Regions from separate parts of the Homo sapiens genome. Here all the other regions are linked to region 3. The links are chromatin contacts, found by Hi-C or POLR2A ChIA-PET in ENCODE. All regions are on one chromosome and are shown on one strand. The core of a region is the stretch at or near the end of the contact, and the rest is flanking DNA. Distances in the headings are between cores, read along the strand shown.

Evidence for each region. A loop is a pair of places that touch in the nucleus more often than their neighbours do. ChIA-PET counts read pairs that join two places held with the same protein, here RNA polymerase II (POLR2A). Pooled maps may share reads with other maps.
Region 1: a loop to region 3 is called in a map of naive thymus-derived CD4-positive, alpha-beta T cell, with 9 times the contacts of the local background. The contact joins the promoter of PALD1 here to the promoter of SAR1A in region 3. A Hi-C loop is called at or near these places in 1 of 168 maps with a recorded cell type or tissue (naive thymus-derived CD4-positive, alpha-beta T cell), 1 of 37 single-sample maps with no recorded cell type and 7 of 50 pooled maps. POLR2A ChIA-PET finds 5 or more read pairs at or near these places in 3 of 52 experiments (WTC11, activated CD8-positive, alpha-beta memory T cell and naive thymus-derived CD8-positive, alpha-beta T cell).
Region 2: POLR2A ChIA-PET joins it to region 3 with 14 read pairs in WTC11. The contact joins the promoter of NODAL here to the promoter of SAR1A in region 3. A Hi-C loop is called at or near these places in 2 of 50 pooled maps. POLR2A ChIA-PET finds 5 or more read pairs at or near these places in 4 of 52 experiments (H1, HepG2, Panc1 and 1 more).
Region 4: a map with no recorded cell type shows a loop between it and region 3 (11-fold over the local background). The contact joins the enhancer-like site here to the promoter of SAR1A in region 3. A Hi-C loop is called at or near these places in 4 of 37 single-sample maps with no recorded cell type and 12 of 50 pooled maps. POLR2A ChIA-PET finds 5 or more read pairs at or near these places in 2 of 52 experiments (both activated CD8-positive, alpha-beta memory T cell).

The regions. Positions count from the first base shown.
Region 1 is chr10:70,477,517-70,482,088 of GRCh38, forward strand. PALD1 (phosphatase domain containing paladin 1) reads left to right here and starts at 1,251. Exons shown (of 20, transcript NM_014431.3): 1 at 1,251-1,543. RefSeq lists silencers at 867-936, 1,137-1,586 and enhancers at 2,581-3,223, 2,867-3,046, 3,224-3,865.
Region 2 is chr10:70,439,408-70,444,066 of GRCh38, forward strand. NODAL (nodal growth differentiation factor) reads right to left here and starts at 2,274. Exons shown (of 3, transcript NM_018055.5): 1 at 2,068-2,274. The coding sequence starts at 2,260. RefSeq lists enhancers at 520-1,129, 1,130-1,737, 1,738-2,347, 2,958-3,567, 2,966-3,260.
Region 3 is chr10:70,168,862-70,173,576 of GRCh38, forward strand. SAR1A (secretion associated Ras related GTPase 1A) reads right to left here and starts at 1,653. Exons shown (of 7, transcript NM_020150.5): 1 at 1,552-1,653. RefSeq lists enhancers at 619-1,277, 1,278-1,934, 2,068-2,147 and a silencer at 1,578-1,937.
Region 4 is chr10:70,575,691-70,580,243 of GRCh38, forward strand. No RefSeq gene overlaps it. Among named protein-coding and RNA genes, the nearest start is that of PRF1, 25 kb to the right of the region's middle. RefSeq lists an enhancer at 653-782. Within about 2 kb of position 2,786, at least 8 of the 41 ENCODE cell types and tissues checked have a DNase peak (open chromatin) inside an H3K27ac peak, as active enhancers do.

The DNA of each region.
Region 1 (4,572 bases), core at 1-2,500, 310 kb after region 3:
TGGAGCTGAGGACAAGTCTTCCCTGGGCCTGTTTCCTCATTTGTTAAAATAGGGATCAGAAAAGTACCGACCTTATAACTTCGCGAGGCACTTAAGAGCTAGGTGCTAGGGACATGGTGAGACCACCACAATGAGTGATTTCTCTTGTCTTCAGTTATTCTTAGGGGTCATGGGGAATGTGTTCCCCTCTCCCAGCCCAGCGCTCTCCAGCCTGACAGAGGTGGGGCCTACACTGCCTGCATCCTGGGGCAACCCCAGCTCGCCGAAATCCAGCTCCAGTCCTGAATGGGGGTGAGGCAGGTGGTAACAGGTGAGAAAAAAGGATTTCCCGAGTGTGGAGCAGCGAGAGGGAGGAAGTGACTCACCAACCACAACAAAGCCTATCTCTCCGCGAGGAAGCACAGCGAAGAGTGAACGCACGCACGTGGGTGCGTTCACCCACGTGCTCGCGGGGGCGTGCGGGGCCGTCGGAGTGGGCCGGGCTGGCTGCCGCCTAGTGCTAGTCCGCGCGTGTGGGGTGAGGAGTGGTGGGGGGGGCAGGCCTATGGTGCGGGTCACTGCCTGGAGCCGCATGATGGGTGGGGGCGGAGGGACCCCTCTCCATCCAAAGCTCTGCTCTGCTGTTCCCCTCTCACCTCTGGGGGCCGAGGGGCGCGTTTCCTTAGGACCCCGGGGCGTGGGAGAAGCCCCTGCTTGGGGGGACCGTCTGCTGTTTAGGGGCTCCCCTTCGACACGTGGGAGGCAAAAGTGCAGAGCGCACCATCATCCAGCTCCGGCCGCACTGCACAGCGAGGCCGGCCCGGAGCCCGGATGCTGGGCTCGGTCCCGCCGAGGCTCGGCCTGGCTGTAAAGCAGAGGGGGGCGAGGGAAGCCGGGCCAGCGGGTGTCGCGGGTAGCCGGCGTCCGGGACGGGGTGTGGCGCCCAGAGCGCTGCTGCCTCTCGCAGCCAGGAGGCTGGATGTCGGGTTTGGGTGTCTTCCAGAAGGAGCCGCACTAGCGACGAGGGAAGAGGAACTGGCTTCCCGGGCAGTCTCCCCCGCCCCAAACTTTTCCTCCTCGCGGAGGGTGGGCGGGCGGAGGGAGGAAGCGCAGCCGGGGAACGTGGCGCCCGCGTTCCTCCCGCCCGGGGGCTGCGGCTGGGCTGAGTGTGTCTTTAAATCTGAGCCCCCCGCCCCTCGCGGTGGGGCCGGGACTCGCGGTCCGGGCGGGGGCGGGCGCGGTGATTGGCGGCCGGGTCGGGTCCGCCCCTCGGCGTTGGGTAGCGGGGCGCTGGGGAGCAGCGCGGCGCGCACGGGCCGGGGCGCGCAGGTCCCGTCGCCGGTGAGCACGGGCTCCCTCTCGCGTGGCCTCGCCGGGTCCGCCTGGCCTGCCCACCTCCGGAGCCACCTCTGCCCCCGCATGGGCTGGCGAAGTTGGGAGGAGCGAGCTGGAGCCAGAGCGCGCGCCGGGCGCGCCCCGTCGCTGCCTGACTCGGCGCCCGCAGTTCGGGCGCAGCACGCCGGCCGCAGGAGCACGGATGCCCCCCGGAGCCGCGGGCTGGCAGGTACCGAAGTGTCCTGCCCTGGGGCTGGCGAGGGGAGGGCAAATCTGGAATCCCCCGGGCACCCCCCAGCCCGAGGCTGCTCCAGACACCAACTCCCCATCCTTTGGAGAGGTGAGGTCCTGGGCCTTCACCCCACACCCGCTCAGGATTGGTCCCTGGGAGGCAAGAGGGACTCACAGGGAGCAGTTGCTGGGTGGTTGTGTGTGTTGGACCCTGGGCTACCCCCTCTCCCGAGTTCCCTGGGTTTGGTGTAGGCATGGCCTGGTGACAATTCCACTTTTCATTGCCAGACCTGGGAGCATGGCCAGGAGCTAGGGTTTCCCGCGAAGTTAGGGGGAGATTGGGGAGAGGGAAGCCGCTTCATGACCGAGATGGGGTCCTGGGACTCATCTCTAGGGGGCGTGAGGCCCTCAGACCCAGGACGAGTCCAGAAGTCTCAGCGGGCACAGGCTTTGATTCTTGGCCCAGTCTGGCCCTCTTCCTCTGTAGGCCCGGGTCTCCAAGGAGAGTACGTTTTTCAGTTTCAGAGGGTTTTCCTGAAGGGGCAGTAACCTGTCAGAGAGAGAGTGGCCTATGGGAGACCCGGCTCCTGAAGGTGGCCGGGATGGTTGGAGCCCTTTCTCTTGGGTTGTCAGAGATGGGAGTAAAGCTTCATGGCCCAGGGAATCTTCTGGGCATCTCTACTCTCCCAGCCAGAGGCCCAGGAACCAACTCCTTGGCTTCTGGGTAGAGTAACCTGAACCCAGTGGCCGAGCACCTCTTAAATGCCAGGAAGGGCACTGGGCCGTGCCCCTGGAATGTGTGGATGGAGGAGGATTTGGAGGATTCTGTCCTCAGGAGGCTCAGCCCCTGGGGGCAAGACAGGACATAAACACACAAAGTTCCCCGATACAGGGTTTCAATACCAGTCCTGAACTGGTAATAGTGGAAAGCCAAGAGGCTACACACCATTAATTGCTATGTGAGTAATGTAGGCTGCGAGAGTGCCAGGGCAGCAGAGATCCAGTTCCATGCAAGCAAGCAAATGTGCTGAAATGTTCCAGCTCCATGCCCGCCCTTCCTTATTACCTTGCTCCAAGGGCAGGGAGCAGCAGGGGCGCTGAGGAGGTTCTCCTGCACTCATCCCCACCCACTCCCAGGTTTGTTTGTTTCCTGCTGGTGGATTTCTGAAATAACCCATTTGGTTTCTTGGCTTGGGCTGAGCACAGGACACTCCTAGTTGCCCTGTGGCTCCTGGGGTTTGGGGTCTAGAGCCAGCCTTGTAGGAGGTTCAGAGGTAAGCAGGAGGAAGTCCTCACTTCCTTTCTGAAGAGCCTCTGTCGCGGGGGGTTGGGGTAGGTCGGGAGGCTGGCAGGCACTGGGCCAGTTTCCTATGAGTGCAGACAGACCCCAGGTGGTGCATGCACCCCCCTCCCTTTCCTGGCCAGTGTTGGGGGTGGGCACAGTAGGGCCCAGGTGGCTTGAGGTGGGTGGTTCCTGGCACAGCTCTGACCTCACTTCTGTGAGGCTCTGCTGTATCTGGGGCCCTGCCCCCTCCCTCATTGTCCCTGGCAGGTTTCTGTTTTTCTGGAGCACTTCGTGGAGGTGGCAGTGTGCTCATGCTCGTGGCCTTGGGTGCAGTTCTGGGAGTGGGAGTTGCTGAGCTCACCCGAAGCCCTTGGCTGGCACTGTGAGAACTTGTGTGAACACACTTGCCTGCCTCCAAACAGGTGGTGCACAGACCTGGGTTACCCAGGCACCTGTGGGGGATGCCCCGTGTGGGCAGAGACGTGAGTGCGTGTGTGTGCTCAGGTTTACATCTGTGTGGGCAGAGACGTAGAGGAGCTGGATACATATATACTTGAGGACAGACACAGGAGGATGGTGGGGGTGAGCAAACAACCCAGGGACACAGACATGTGCGGGGACAGACATACATGAACCCATCAGCGTGGGCCACGTATGGGCTGCAGACACGTACATAGAAATACACCATTGCTGGGATCTGAATCTCCCCACATGGGAGGCAGACATGTAAGTGGACAGACATATAGGTAGACCCAGCAGAGCACAGACGGGGATGGGAACCGACATTCCCAGACAAAAGACTCGGAGCCACAGGGAAGCCGCTCAAGTGCCTGGGCAGAATGGAGTTGGCTGTGAGCTCCTGGGGGGCACAGACACATATGCTTGCCAGAGCCAGCGGACAGCAGAGGCCAGGAACCAGACACAGGTGGGTTCTGAGAGGTAGGCCGAGGCGTGCATTGCCTGGTTATCACTGTTTCCCTGCGTGGCACAGTGCCCGGAAGTTGTCCTGTTTGGGGTGGTGATGGTACAGGTGCTCTGTGGTGGAGCTTATTTCTAGACTCTCACTTTGGGGTTTGAGGACCCCAAAAAGCTCAGTCTCCTGTGTTTTACTCAGAGTCATTTGGCCTCTCCACCTCTGCATTACAAGGCTGTGTTTGTGCCTTAAGTGCCAGCAGGTGCTCTTTGAATTTTGATTCTCATCTTCCCTGGATCTCCAGAGGCTTCCTGAAGTGAGGCTGTGTGGCCTGGGTAGGGTGCTCCAACTGTTCCTTTCCTACCAGAATAGGAGAGGAACTGTCTGGGGATTCTCCTTCTGAACCCAAGCCTGCGGGTCTTTGACAGGGATCCCCCAGGTGAGAGAGAGAGCACACATGTAGCTGCGTCTGTGATGAGAGCCACTGCCCTCTGGGGCGGGCTCCTTCTCTGCTAAGCCGTGGGCTTGCACAGGGAAGGGGTCCCCCACCTGGCTATGCTCAGGTCTCCTCTGCCCAACCTGGCACCTGAGAGACAGCCCAGATTCTAGATATGCTTTGATACTAATGCACCATGCAACCTCCAGCAAGTCAATTAATGTATTGGTTTCCTCATCTTTAGAGTGGGGTCAGTAACCTCTACCTCCTTGTGGGTTCAGTGGGAGAAAATCAGTGCAAAGCATGTGGCCCAGTGCATGGCATGGAGTGAGTGCTCAGTTGATGTGGCGGTGGGGGCCTTTGATTATGAGCCATCCCCTGTGGCCAGGACTC
Region 2 (4,659 bases), core at 1,024-3,523, 270 kb after region 3:
GACACTGAGCACCCACTCTACATTTTCATAAATTATAAGGGTCGTTACCATCAGTGGCTTCCCGTGTGCCAAGTGTTTCACAGGCATTCTCTAAATCTCCTCACTGTTCCTCTCATCTCACCATTTGCAGATGAGAAAACTGAAGGTCCAAGGTGAAGGTTAAACGGCAACAGATACAGATGTAAACCCAATTGGACTCCAACATCCCTTTCATGCAACTGCGGTGCAGCTTATTCTAAATAAACCCAAGATGGAAGGAGTGGGGCCAGGACATCCCTTCTCCTCCAGTCTCCCTCCAGGCGGGCTCTTCCCACTGCTCTTAGAAAATGAGGCCAATTCACAACGTAACTGTGCCACATGCCGCTGTACACTAAAAAACAGTGTTTAGGCCGGTCACAGTGGCTCACGCCTGTAATCCCAACACCTTGGGAGGCCGAGGCAGGCGGACCACGAGACCAGGCGAGACCAGCCTGGCCAATATGGTGAAACTCTGTGTCTACTAAAAATATTAAAAAATAGCTGGGCGCAGTGGCGCGCGCCTGTAGTCTCAGTTACTCGGGAGGCTGAGGCAGGAGAATTCCTTGAACCTGGGAGGCGGAGGTTGCAGTGAGCCGAAATCGTGTCACTGCACTCCAGCCTGGGCAACAGAGGGAGACTCTGTTTCAAAGAAAAAACAAACAAACAAAAAAACAGTGTTTAGCTGAAAGAGAGCAGTCTCCTAATTTACAGAAGGGAAGGCAGATAAACCAAGACGCGCCAGGGACAACAGGGAATCAGGAAGCAGGATTTGAGGCCTAGAACCCAGTTTCCAGATGCCTGTCCATCACCGCACACATCTCGAACTTTCCAGAAGGGAGTGAACTGGAAAAGCGCTCCCTCCCTTCTTTGCCCCCTCCCATCCCCGGCCGCTTTTCGGTTGAGGGGCCGAGCACTCCAGCAAATTTCTCATTGCCCCGCCCCCGAGGGTGTCCCCTGGTCTGGCTGGTCCCCAGATGACCCTTCCGGAGAGGGTCACCGGCTGTCTGACCCCAGGCGCGGGAGCGAAGGGCCCCCGGCACCAGGTCACAAGGGGCGGGCAGGCGGCAGGTCGGATCAGATTAGCGTTTGTGGATTGCGCCCCGGCCCCAGGGAGGGCCGTCTGGCCCCCGCAGGCGGAGGGAGGCGTGGGCGGCCGCGGCTGCCCAGGCGGCAGAATGTGGATTGAGGCGCGGAAGGGGCTCCCTCTCCGCAGCACCCACCTGCTCGCCGCGCTGGGTGCCCAGAACGCGCTGCCAGGTCCTCGAGGGCGATACCCTCAGATCCCTGCCGTCCTTGACACCCACTCCCCTGCAAATCATGGCCCCGAACCCGGGGTTAAGCGAGACACTTGACACTTCCCCGGCGCGGCTGGAGGACCCAAGGCTGCCACAGTTCGCGACTTCGGGACAGCCCATCCCTGATCTCCGGGCCGTGAGCCCGAATCCCCGATGTTACCAGCTCAGCTGCCGATACTCCCGACGTCACACCCCGGGACCCATTCACCCTCACTCGCAGAAAGAAAAAAAAATCGCCAAGACCAAACCATTACAGTAATACCAACGACCGTTGACTGTGGCTGTGCCGGGTACTGCGCTGAGCGTTTCGCGCGCATTGTCATCTCGCGCTTTCCACAGTCTGATAGGCGAGGTGTTATTTATTACACCTATCCTACAGATGCGCAGACCCAGGCTCCGGGATAAGCAACTTCACAAGACTGGAGATTAGAAGCTCCCACCCTTCCGCGCTGCGCTCCGCGCAATCCCAAACCAAAACCCAGAGACAATGGTCCCCGTCGAGGACACACCCTGAACGCTAGAATCCCTTCCCGACTCGGCCGTGGATACGCCCCCAGCCACCAACGCTGCACCCCGAGCCTGCTGACGCGGAGACACCCGCAGAGCTAGGCCCTGGGCTCGGGACGCCCGGGCGGCTGCAAACCCGGCTCGGAGCCGCAGCCCCCAACCCACAGCACTTCCCGAGTCCGCTGGCTGGACGCGGCGGAGGCGCCCCGGGGGTGCCCAGCAGGGCGCGGCACGCGGCACTGCCTACCTTCTGCCTGTAGGCTGCGGATGATGTCTGCCCTCGGCAGCGGGTCGCGGTAGAGGCTCAGCATGTACGCCAGAGGGGATGGCGACGAGGGCTGCCCCCGCGTACGCAGGAGCGCAGTGGCCACCGTCGCAGCACCCGCCTGGAGTAGGGCCCACCAGGCGTGCAGAAGGAAGGGCAGGCAGTGGGCGTGCATGGTGGGCTGGCCAGGCCTGAAAGCAGCACCTCCAGCCCTTATATCCTGGGCCTCAGCAGCCGCCCCGCCCCCACCTTTCCTCCCTCTGGGGAAGCTTTAAGATCATATAACCCCCCTCCGGAGGGTGGGGGGCAGAGAGACCTCCTGCTGGGGATGGGCGAGACCTGAGCCTGGTGCGGAGGAGGCCCGCAAAGCTGGCGGAGGACCTAGTTCCAGGGACGGGATCTAGGGCTCCTGGTTTGCCCGGTCTGGACACCCTGGCACCCTGCTCCTCTAGGTACCAAACGCCTTGATGCTGAGACAGAGCAGGCTTGTCCCGGCAGATTCCCAGGTCAGAACTGCGACTTCCTTACTCGACCTCACCTGGGATCCCTGCCCCATCCTCTCCACTCAGGCTGCAAATGGACCGCAGGCTCCTCAAGAAGCAGGAAGAGAATGCCGAGGGATCCTCGTGGCTCTCAGGCAGACTTTGACACAATCTGGCCGGCGCAGCCTCCCTGGCCACTGTCTAGATGGCCTCGGGGAGCACCCCTGGCCCTACCAAATACTGAAGTGCTTTCCTGGGGAAGACAGAAGGCAGGAGGGACCAGGACGATGACTTCTCCACCTGAAAAGGGAGTGTTCAGCAGAAGCTGGAGCCAGATGGAGCCAACGGGGTGATCCTGGTTCATCAGGCTCTTCCCCGACAGGCAGACATCACCCCAGTGATTTCAGGAGGAAAGGTGTTACCCTTGTTGCCCACATCCCCCAATCCCTGCCTGGTGTGGCAGGGCCACAGAAGACCTGGGTGTCGGCTCAGGGCCACTCACTTTGATCTCTGGGCTCAGCTTTCCTTATTTGCACAAGAGTGATCTTGTCTGGCCTCCTCCCTTCCAGGTGCAAAGTCAAATCAGGGCTGGAATGACTTTTAAAGAAATGTAAATCCCTGCCCCAGTGTCTGGCCCCATCCGTTTTCCTTTACACCTGAGGGCTCTTTCTCTTCTTAGCTCCCCCCACCTACCTAGCCTTGACAAGCACTTAGCTGCTGGCCAACACTTACTGAACACTTACTAAGCGCCAGGCATAGTGCTAAGTGCTCTATACACCTGACTTCTTTCACAGGATGCCTCTAGCTCAAAAGAACCATAGGCTGCTGGCCAGGCACGGTGGCTCACACCTGTAATTTCAGCACTTAGGGAGGATGAGGCTGGCAGATACCTGAGCTCAGGAGTTCAAGACCAGCCTGGTCAACATGGTGAAACCCTGTCTCTACCCAAAAATACAAAAATGAGCCAGGCATTTTTGTGGTGTGCGCCTGTAGTCCCAGCTCCTCTGGAGGCTGAAGTGGGAGGATTGCTTGAGCCTGGGAGGCAAAGGTTGCAATAAGCCAAGATCGGGCCACTGCACTCCAGTCTGGGCAACCGAGTGAGTCCCTGTCTCAAAAAACAAAACAACAACAACAACAACAACAACAAAAGAACCATAGGCTGCGACCTGAGCAGGTTGTTAGAAAATGGAGAAAGGCCCAGCAGGCTCAACTAGGAGCTCCAAGCCTTTGTCCTCTGTCTTAGGGGAGGAGGCTGTCCCACATAGCTGGAGGCCTCATCTAAGATTCAGGAGACCTGGGCTGTCCACCACATGAGCCCTGGACAGTCTGTTAGTTTCCTAAAGCTGGAAATGTCTTGTTCATCCTGCTGTCACACAGTATATACCATCATCATCGTTGGAACCCAAAAAATCTGTGTTAAGTAAATAATTCAGGCCAGGTGTGGTGGTTCATGCCTGTAATCCCAACACATGGGAGGCCAAGGCTGGAGGATAGCTTGAGGCCAGGAGTTTGAGACCAGTCTGGTCAACATAGCAAGACCCTCTTTAAAAAAAAAAAATAAAAACAAGTAAATAATTCAGTGAGGCCAGACGCAGTGGCTCACGCCTGTAATCCTAGCACTTTGGGAGGCTGAGGTGGGAAGATCACCTGAGGTCGGGGGTTTGAGACCAGCTTGACCAACATGGAGAAACCCTGTCTCTACCAAAAATACAAAATTAGCTGGGCGTGGTGGCACATGCCTGTAATCCCAGCTACTCGGGAGGCTGAGGCAGGAGCATCGCTTGAACCCAGGAGGCGGAGGTTGCAGTGGGTCAAGATTGCGCCATTGCACTCCAGCCTGGGCAACAAGAGTGAAACTCCGTCTCAAAAAAATAAAAAAAAAATTCAGTGAATGGCACTATGTCTGAACTTGCCTGAAGATACGCATCACCTTGGTGTTTGTTAAACTGTTGACTCCCCTTTTTTTTTTTTTTTTGAGATGTAGTTTTGCTCTTGTCGCCCAGGCTAGAGTGCAATGGCACGACCTTGGCTCACTGCAACCTCTGCCTCCCCGGTTCAAGCAATTCTTCTGCTTCAGCCTCCCGAGTAGGTG
Region 3 (4,715 bases), core at 403-2,902:
GTCTCCAAGGCTGAAGTGCAGTGTTGCCATCATGGCTCACTGCAGCCTCAACCTCCCAGGCTCAAGAGATCCTCCCACCTCAGCCTCCTCAGCAGCTGAAAATGGCCTTGGTGGCTCCTCTCTCCTTAAGATCTTAGGATTTGTACCAACTCATCAGTAGTTTTACAATCTGCACAGTACTTGTACATCTCATTTCATCCCCACACCAACCCTACCAGGCAAGGATCACTGGCCTCATTTAACAAGATAAAGATGAGGATACTCCTAGTTTTGCTGAGTCCTTTAAGACGGCTCAGTTGAAAAAGTAATAGTGCCAGGGCTTAAACCCTCATCTCTAACACCAAAGCCTAAGCTCTTCCTGTTAACAGTACATAAAATTCAAACCCAAACCACAAAATTGCTGGGGAAAAAAAAAAAAACTAAAACTTCTTTAACCCACCAACTACACAGAGGATGATCTTCCGAAGTTCTCTTCCTTACAACTCATCACATCTTTTGAATGGTATTTTAATAACTAGCATTCTATTTATTTTCTATTCTTGGTCCATTGTACCACCTTACGAGAAGTTAAGAGTAATCTAAAATTTAAGGTAGGTCTCTAAACTATCAACAAAACACTATTAATGTACCTAAAATGAAAACTTGCGAATTCCAGGGCTAAATGATTCAAACAAATGTTAATAGAAAAGGAGGGCACCAATCTGACCATTAGCCAATTTAAAAATTTACGCATTACTTGTTATACATAATCAGGGCAACTTTAAGACGCCATTCCAGGCAGATTTGGGGTAGTAGGCGGCTGGCTTTTAGCTAACTCTGCTTAGCTGCGGGGTAAATGTCAAAGGTCAGCCCCATGGCGAATCTCCCTAAGCCCCCTGTCGCAACCGAAGCCGATGGAATCAACAAGACAAAGATGCTCCTGACCCACTGGCTAGAATCGTGAAGAAAACGCTAATCCATGTCAAATGCACATAAGGAAATTTTTCCATGCAGAGACCAGACAGGGGAAAAGGGGAAGGGAGAAGGAGAAAATACAGGGTTCGACCCGGGCCATCGGAAGACAACCAAGCGCTGACTTGGGGGTAAGCCCTGGACTAGGGGCCTGTAGACCAGGTTCGAGCGCTCACACTCGCTAACTGCGGAGCCTTGGCCAGCCTCAGTCTCCGAGTCTACAAAACAAGGATAATCATAAAGGGCTCCCACCCGCCTCACCGAGGGCTGTGAGGCTCTTCCGAGACAGAGGACATGGAGCCATTTCGTAAACCGGAGCGCACGGTACAGACAAGAAACTGTTATCCGGCCCAGCAGCTGCGAGACCCCCGAGCGGAATGCAAGTGGACCCCAGGCAAAGAGGACAGCAGGGGACGGAGCAGATCTGGCCAAGTTGTCCCGTCCCCGCCCAGAATCAGCCCCGCGGCCCCACAGAACCGCCTGCGTGTCACTTCCCCCCCACCCAACCCCGCCAGGGCCAGCCTCCGCTCCGACCTCCCCGCCTTCCGTCCCAGCCCCTCGAGCCCCAACTCCCCTCCCCGACGCGACCCTCAGACTCACGGCCTGAGGGGCTCCTCCGGCAAAACAGCGGCTGGCTCGGACCCTCCCTCAGAGCACACTAACCAGCAGCACCCGGGACCGCCAGCTACTCGCCGGATGTACGTCACACCCCTCCCCGGGACTTCCGGGCGCGTAATGGGCCCCGCCCCCTCACAGCGTTACGCCTCTCTGCCCCGGTGCCGTCCCACCAGCGACTCGGGCCGCGGAGGGGCGGGCATAAGGCGTGACAAAGCGCGCTCGGGGTCTGGCCCCGCCTCGGCCCCGCCTGCTCCCGTCTGGCTAGCTGACCGCGCGAGACGTGGCAGCGCCGGAACCCTGGGTCCGGGGCTGGGTCCTGGAGTCCCTGAGCGGCCTGGTACACTCGGGATCGCGGCTTCCCATTCCAGACGCACCAGGAAAGTCAGAAGTGGGTACCGACGGTGACATAGGTCCTGGGAAAGATGAGTTGACCTTGGGGCCCTCCACTTGAGGTGGATCCCTCCAAGCTTTTGCTTTTTTTCTTCCTTGCTTTTTTTTTTTTTTTTTTTTTTTTTGAGGCGGAGTCTCACTTTGTCGCCCAGGCTGGAGTGCAGTGGCGCGATCTCGGCTCACTGCAACCTCCACCTCCCGGATTCAAGCGATTCTCATACCTCGGCCTCCCGAGTAGCTGGAACTACAGGCGCATGTCACCACACCTGGCTAATTTTTTTGTATTTTTACAGAGACAGGTTTCACCGTGTTGGCCAGGCTGGTCTCGAACTTCTGACCTCAAGTGATCCGCTGGCCTCGGCCTTCCAAAATGCTGGGATGAGAGGCGTGAGCCACCGCGCCCAGCTGCTTTTGCTTTGAGTCGCACTTCCTTGCCCTGGGGTGGCCTATGTTTTAGAAAAACAGAAAAACAGCTAATATTTATTGTGCACTTATGTTCCAGGCAGAGCACTGGGTACTTTGCACGCTTTGTCTAATTTCACCGTCATTGGAGTCCTGTGACTCCAGATGCTAGTATTATCCTTATTGACAAATGAGAGAGCAATGTTCAGAATAACCTACCATGCCCAAGTTCACACAGCTAAGTGGCAAAGCAACGTGTTCACCCCAGTATATTTCGCATGCATTTTCTCATTTAATTCTCAGGACAGTCCCACGAGATTGGTACTATTATTACTCTCATTTTACAAATAAAACAGTCTAATGGAAAGATGAATGACGTCTGTGGGTTCATGAAGATCTCAATTCTCCTTTAGTAAAATTTAAATTTAACATAATCCCAATAAAAGTACTAATAGGATTAATAGGTCGTGTGTGGTTTCGTTCTTTTTTTTTAATTACCCTATTTGTTCCTAAAATTCGTATAGAAAACCAAACAAAACTAGTCCAGAAACAGGCTTTCAAAATGAAGAACAAGGAGGTGGGAACTAACCCTGTTGGATATTAAAACATATTATAGAGCCTAAGTTATTAAAACTGGTGTGCGTGCACATGCACAAACACACACACACAAAAAACACAATGGAACAGAGCAAAGTACAGAAATGACTAAAGTACATGCAGAAATAAAACTAAAGTAGCACCTGGGACTCCAGCAATACTCAGGGAGCTGAGTGGGCAAGCTCACCACCCTCTACCCTCCGCTCATCCTGGGGTCTTAGATGTTGAATTTGAACCCTGTCCTGTCACAGAAAGGTGTCAGGCCACTTCTGAGGCTTCTCACCAGCTTTAGCTAAACCAGGGACAATGTGTCCATGGGGCTTGGAACCCCTTGTGCATCCTGGAGACACAGATGCAAGCCCAGTGCAAGCCAACACATTGGATTACTGGCTTTGTTGAGAGCCTGGCTGCACGAGGTGGAGGTGTCTGAACCACAGGATGGCTTGGGAGGCTGGGGAAGGAGGGAACATGCAGGCAGATTCTCAGAAAAGCCGCAAACTCTACTTACCTAAAGGCTTGAGCAAGTTGACGAATGCCCCAGACCACCATGTACCCACTGTAAAATGGGTGAAACAGGCATTGTTGTGCACATAGTTTTTCCAGAGTACTGTTTTCAATAAATGATTCTGTTATGTGTTGTTAAATAAATTAATAAATAATAAAAGGGGTTGAGACAATTGGGTAGTCAAAAAAACCTACAGGTTGAATCTCCAAAAGTTTATTACTCTAAACAAGTTTCAAGTGATGAAAAGATGTGTGTATTTTGAAATGACACTATAAAGGTACTAGAAAAACAGAAGAAAGCATGGATTCCTTATAATTTTGCAATGAGAAGACCTTTCTGGGTATGATTGAAAATCTAGACCGGGCGTGGTGACTCATGCCTGTAATCCCAGCGCTTTGGGAGGCTGAGACTGGCGAATCACAAGGTCAGGAGTTCGAGACCAGCCTGGCCAACATGGTAAAACCCCATCTCTACTACAAATACAAAAAATTAGCCAGGCGTAGTGGCAGGCGCCTGTAATCCCAGCTACTTGGGAGGCTGAGGCAGGCGAATCGCTTGAACCCCTGCGGCAGAGGTTGCAGTGAGCCGAGATCACACCACTGCACTCCAACCCCGGGCAACAGACTGAGACTCCATCTCAAAAAAAAAAAAAAAAAAGAAAGAAAAGAAAATGTAGATGCCATAAAAGAAAAGATTGACAAATTTAACTACATAAAAATTAAAAACTTATATGGCATAACAACAATCATGACACCATAAGCAAACTCAGACAAATGACAAGTTGAGAAAAATAATCACATCATAGGCAAGTAAGAAGTATGAAAAAGACTAACAACACAATAGGAAAATAGGCAACAGTTCAGAACAGATAATTCATAGGAAAGGAAATAAAAATGACTTTTCTTTTTTTTTTTTTTTTCTGAGACCTAGTCTCACTCTGTCACCCAGGCTGGAGTACAGTGGCGGTCTCGGCTCACTGCAACCTCTGCCTCCAGGATTCAAGCGATTCTCCTGCCTCAGCCTCCTGCATAGTTGGGATTACAGGCATGAGCCACCGAGCCCGGCTAATCTTTGTATTTTTAGTAGACATGGTCTTTGTATTTTTAGTAGAGATGAGGTCTCACCTTGTTGGCCAGGCTGGTCTCAAACTCCTAACCTCCAGTGATCCGCCCGCCTAGGCCTCCCAAAGTGCTGGGATTACAGGCATGAGCCACTGCGCCTGGCCCAAAAATGACTCAAGCATAATAAAATA
Region 4 (4,553 bases), core at 1,536-4,035, 410 kb after region 3:
CCAGAGCTATCCTGCAGTGTCAGGCTTGTTGTGTCTACTGAGGAAAGATGAGGTTCATACACATTTGGAAAGGAGAGCTTTATTTCTCATAAAGGGTTGCAACCTGCTGGGTGGTCATTCTGACAGGCTGGGAAACGTAGCCTCTGGCCAGAAGCCAGAAACAGACACTTCGAAGGTGGGGAGAATAAGACAGGGATTTACGCTGAATAGGGTGTCCAGATATACATATTCAACAGGTTATAGGAGCAGCAATGAATATTCACAAAGGGGAGGCAAGGGCATTCGTAGTAGGGTAACATGTATGTAACACGTGTCCCAGATTCACTTTGGGGTGGAGACTTAACATTTAAACATATTACAGTTAGGCCCTCTACATTAAAACGGGAAGCAGAGGACACGAAGGCCCTCTGGGTGCAGCTTCTGGAGACTGGCCAGAACCACTCTGTGGCCAGGGTTTTTTTTTTTTTTTATCAGGAGGGACTGCTTAGCGGTTGCTGTGTCAAGCTGCAAAAGGGGAGGGGCTGTGTTAGGCAGTTGGTTGGTACCAGCGTGAAGCAGTGGTTTCTGTTTAACCCTTAGAGAAGAAAGCCTAATGGTTAGGGGGGGAGGGGGCATAATGAGGCCTGTCCAACCTCCTGTTCCATCATGTCCGGGAACTCCATTTTTAAGGTTTCTCGGGGGTCCCCTAGGCCAAGAGGTGGTCCATTTGGTCAGTTGAGGGGCTTAGGATTTTATTTCTCTGGCTCTTTCCCTCTCTCTTTTTGTGGGTATTAGAGCCACACTGTGGTTTGAAGGCCCTTCCTGTTGCCTTCTGTTTCCTCCTTTGTTCTTCACAGGTGTTTCGCCAAATAGCTTTCTTGCACAGACTTGAACAACCCACCCTCTGCCTTGTCTCAGCCTCTCTGGGCACCTGCTTTGTCTCTGAAGGCCGGCACTGCTGTGGCACTGCTTGGTGAAAATGACCACCCTGGTTTCCAGCTTCACATGGTACAGTTCCAGCAGACTAAGAGCTGGTTCTTGCCCTGCCCTATGCTGCCATCTCAAGAGAGGGGGCAGGTCCTGTCCACGATGGTGGTCATGGGTCAGGGAACTGTTGCTTAATCTTCCCTGTGGATGGAGGAGGCTGTAGCCATCTGGGTTGGTGCCTCCAAATCTGTGGATGGAAGTGCAAACCTCTGGTTATCTCCTAAACAAAGGGAAGCTTCATTTTGAAGGCTTTCCATGTGTACCTTCAGTTTGTCCTTTAGAAATGCCCTGTTTCAGAGTCTCAGATAGCAGTGAGTGGGCATGCTCTTTCCCAGCCTTGCTAGCACTGCCCACAGTTTTATGACTCAGAATGGAATCTCATATTTGTTCAATTTTATTTCTTTTTAACTAATAGTGAAGTTGGATTTTTTTCATGTGTTTTGGCCATTTTTTTTTCTGTTATGAATTGTTTATGTCCTTTGCTGACTTTTTTGTTTGGGCGTTTGTCTTCCTTCCTTTCCTTCTTTCTTTCTTTCTCTCTCTTTCTCTCCTTCCTTCCTCTCTCTTTCTTTCTTTCATTCATTCTTTCTTTCTTTTTGTTCTTCTTTCTTCCTTTTCTTTCTTTCTTTTCTTTCCTTCCTTCCTTCTTTCATTGTTTCCTTCCTTCTTTCCTCCTCTTTTTCTTTCTTTCATTCTTTCTCTTCCTTTTTTCTTTTTGTTCTTTCTTCTTTCTTCCTTTTCTTTCTTTCTTTCCTTCCTTCTTTCTTTCTTTTCTTTCTTTCATTCTTTCCTTCCTTCCTTCCTCTTTCTTTCTCTTTCTCTTTCTCCTTCTCTTTCCCTCACTCCCTCCCTTCCTCGCTTCCTTCCTCGCTTCCTTCCTCTCTCCCTCCCTCTCTCTCTTTCTCTCTTTCTTTCTTTCTTTCTTTCTTTCTTTCTTTCTTTCTTTCTTTCTTTCTCTCTCTCTCTTTTTCTTTCTTTCTCTCTCTCTCTTTTTCTTTCTTTCTGCCTTTCTCCTTTTCTTCTCCCTTTCTCCCTTTCTCTTTCTTTTCTTTTCTTTTTCTTTTTTAAATTCTATGCTGCTTCTGGGTCAGGGTCTTACTTTATCACCCAGGCTAGAGTGCAGTGGTGCAATCATAACTCACTGCACCCTCGACCTCCTAGGCTCAAGTGATTCTCCCACCTCAGCCTCCAGAGCTGGAACTATAGGCATATGCCACCACACTCGGCTAATTTTTGAATTTTCTTTTTTTTGTAGAGATGGGGTCTCACTATGTTGGCCAGGCTTGTCTTGAACTTCTGGGCTCAAGTGATTCTCCCACCTCAGTCTCCCAAAGTGTTGGGATTACAGGGTGAGCCACCACACTTGACCCCTTTCCTATTGATTTGTTAAGATGATAACTTTATCATATATGTTGCATTTATTTTTTAGCTTTAAAATACCATTAGATATACATGCTGTCTTAGAGCCTGTCCTCTCCATTCCTGTGTGTCTCAGTCTATGCTGGAGCTGACCTAGCTTCAGATCAATAACCTTTGCTTATTTTATGATGTCCTTTATTAGATTACTTACTTTGTCAAGCATTATATCTGGTTTCTTTTACAGTCATCATCTCGTTCAACCCTCCAACAATACCACAAGGTGTTATTTTACAGCTAGAGATACCCGTGTCTGATGCCAAATCCTTGCTTGTTTCAGGGCTGGATATGGTAATCCTCTCTGCCATTTTCGATGACAGGTTGAGAGGAGAGAAAGGTAGATCCTGGAAGAGTGCCCAGGCTGGGGTGACTCGGGGAGGAGACTAAGGGGAAAGCATGATGACTTTGAAAGCCCTCCGTCAAATTCTTGTGGTTCTCTGACTTGATGTTATTTAAACCCCTGTGTACTTTCAAGAGGTTCCCCTCTACAGCCACAAGAATGGGAAATGGCTTGTGTTCTCTGAGTCACACTGGTAGATTATCTATGGGCCTTCTGAGTTTCACTTTGCACCCCCTCTTGGCTATTCTTTCCTTTTCCCACATCCGCCCACCTCACCATCAACAAACCTGCACAGTGTCTTTGCCCTTCAAAAGTAATTGTTATTCTTTCTTTGAACTAAATGACGGCATCTAAGCTGAATTAAACACTCATAGCCTTTCACAGTTTATGAAAGTATCCATTTCCCCATTCCTGCCTTAACATTTGAGGTCGCCAATCCTTTTAATTTTTGCCAATCTGATAAGAAAGAAAGTCTTTTATTTTTACCTTAACTCGACTTTTCCAGATTAGTAATGAGGTTGGAACATCCTTTCATATGTTTACTGGCCATTTGAATTTATTCTGTTATGTATATGCCCATTTTTCTGCTAGATTGTCTTTTTTTAATTAACAGGCATAAAATTTTAATATAATTTGTTTTGTGGGTAGGTAGATAGATATACAGTCAGTTCTTTCTCCCAGTTTGTCTCAGGTCTTGTAACGTTTTTAGTGTATTTTTTCATAGAGAAGTTGTTCAATTTATACATGGTGTGTTTTTTGACTTGTGTAAGCAAGCCTTCCCTACCCAAGGTTCTAGATCTCTTTCCTATGTTTTCTTTGAATATTTCTACAGTGTTGTCTTTTATGTTTAATGCTTTAATTCATCTGGAATAAACTTTTGTGAATGACATGAGATAGTGTATTTTTTTTTTCCAAAATGGATATCCAGTTGGCCCACATTTATTATTATTTGTTATTATTATTTTAGAGATGGGATCTTGCTATGTTGCTCAGGCTGGTGTTGACCTCTTGGCCTCAAGCAGTCCTCCTGCCTCAGCCTCCCAAGTAGCTGGGACCACAGGCATGTGCCACTGCACCAGGCTGGCCTACATTATTTATGGAATAGCCACATTTCCCCCTTACTGGAACTATGGTTTTCATCATATGTGAAGTAAGCACTTATACCTGAGTCCATAGAGTAGACACGGGGTTGTTGTTGCTCCTGGCCTCCATTCATCCTTCTGGTAACCATGTCTGATTTTCCCCATCCCCAGCAGGAACAAGAACCAAGGCTTGAGCCAATTTGTGCATCTCATTGTCCTGGCACTGCCATTGGCCCAGGGCTGGCCATGTGACTCAGCCGGCCAATTACACCCAATCAGAGCTTATCCCTGGCATTTTTCTGAGTGACTGGAAGAGTGTTAACTATTCTTGTGGAACTTAAAAGGGAGAGGCCAGACGTGGCTACAGTTGTCACACAGCCACAAGGTGAAAACAAATATGAAAATGAAACCAACACACCAAGGCCAGTGGAATTGAGCTGAGGCAACTGCTGTTGCCCTTTAGCTGCTGTACCCCATCATGTCTAGAGCCAGGTTACCCCTATGCCCACAAAACTTTTAACTGACAACCCAGATCCTTTTGTGCTTAAGTGAGCTGGGTTGGGTTTTCTGTCATTGCAAGGCAGACATATTCTATATGTGTACTCTAGTCTCTCCATTGATTTTTTTCGAGGTCTTCTCAAGTTCTTGTTCTTTCTCCCTTCCTCCTTCTGTCTCCCATCCTCATTCTCTCCTTCTTTCATTCATTCTTTCTTTTTCATTCTTCTATACTTCTGGAGTGTTCCAGTGTA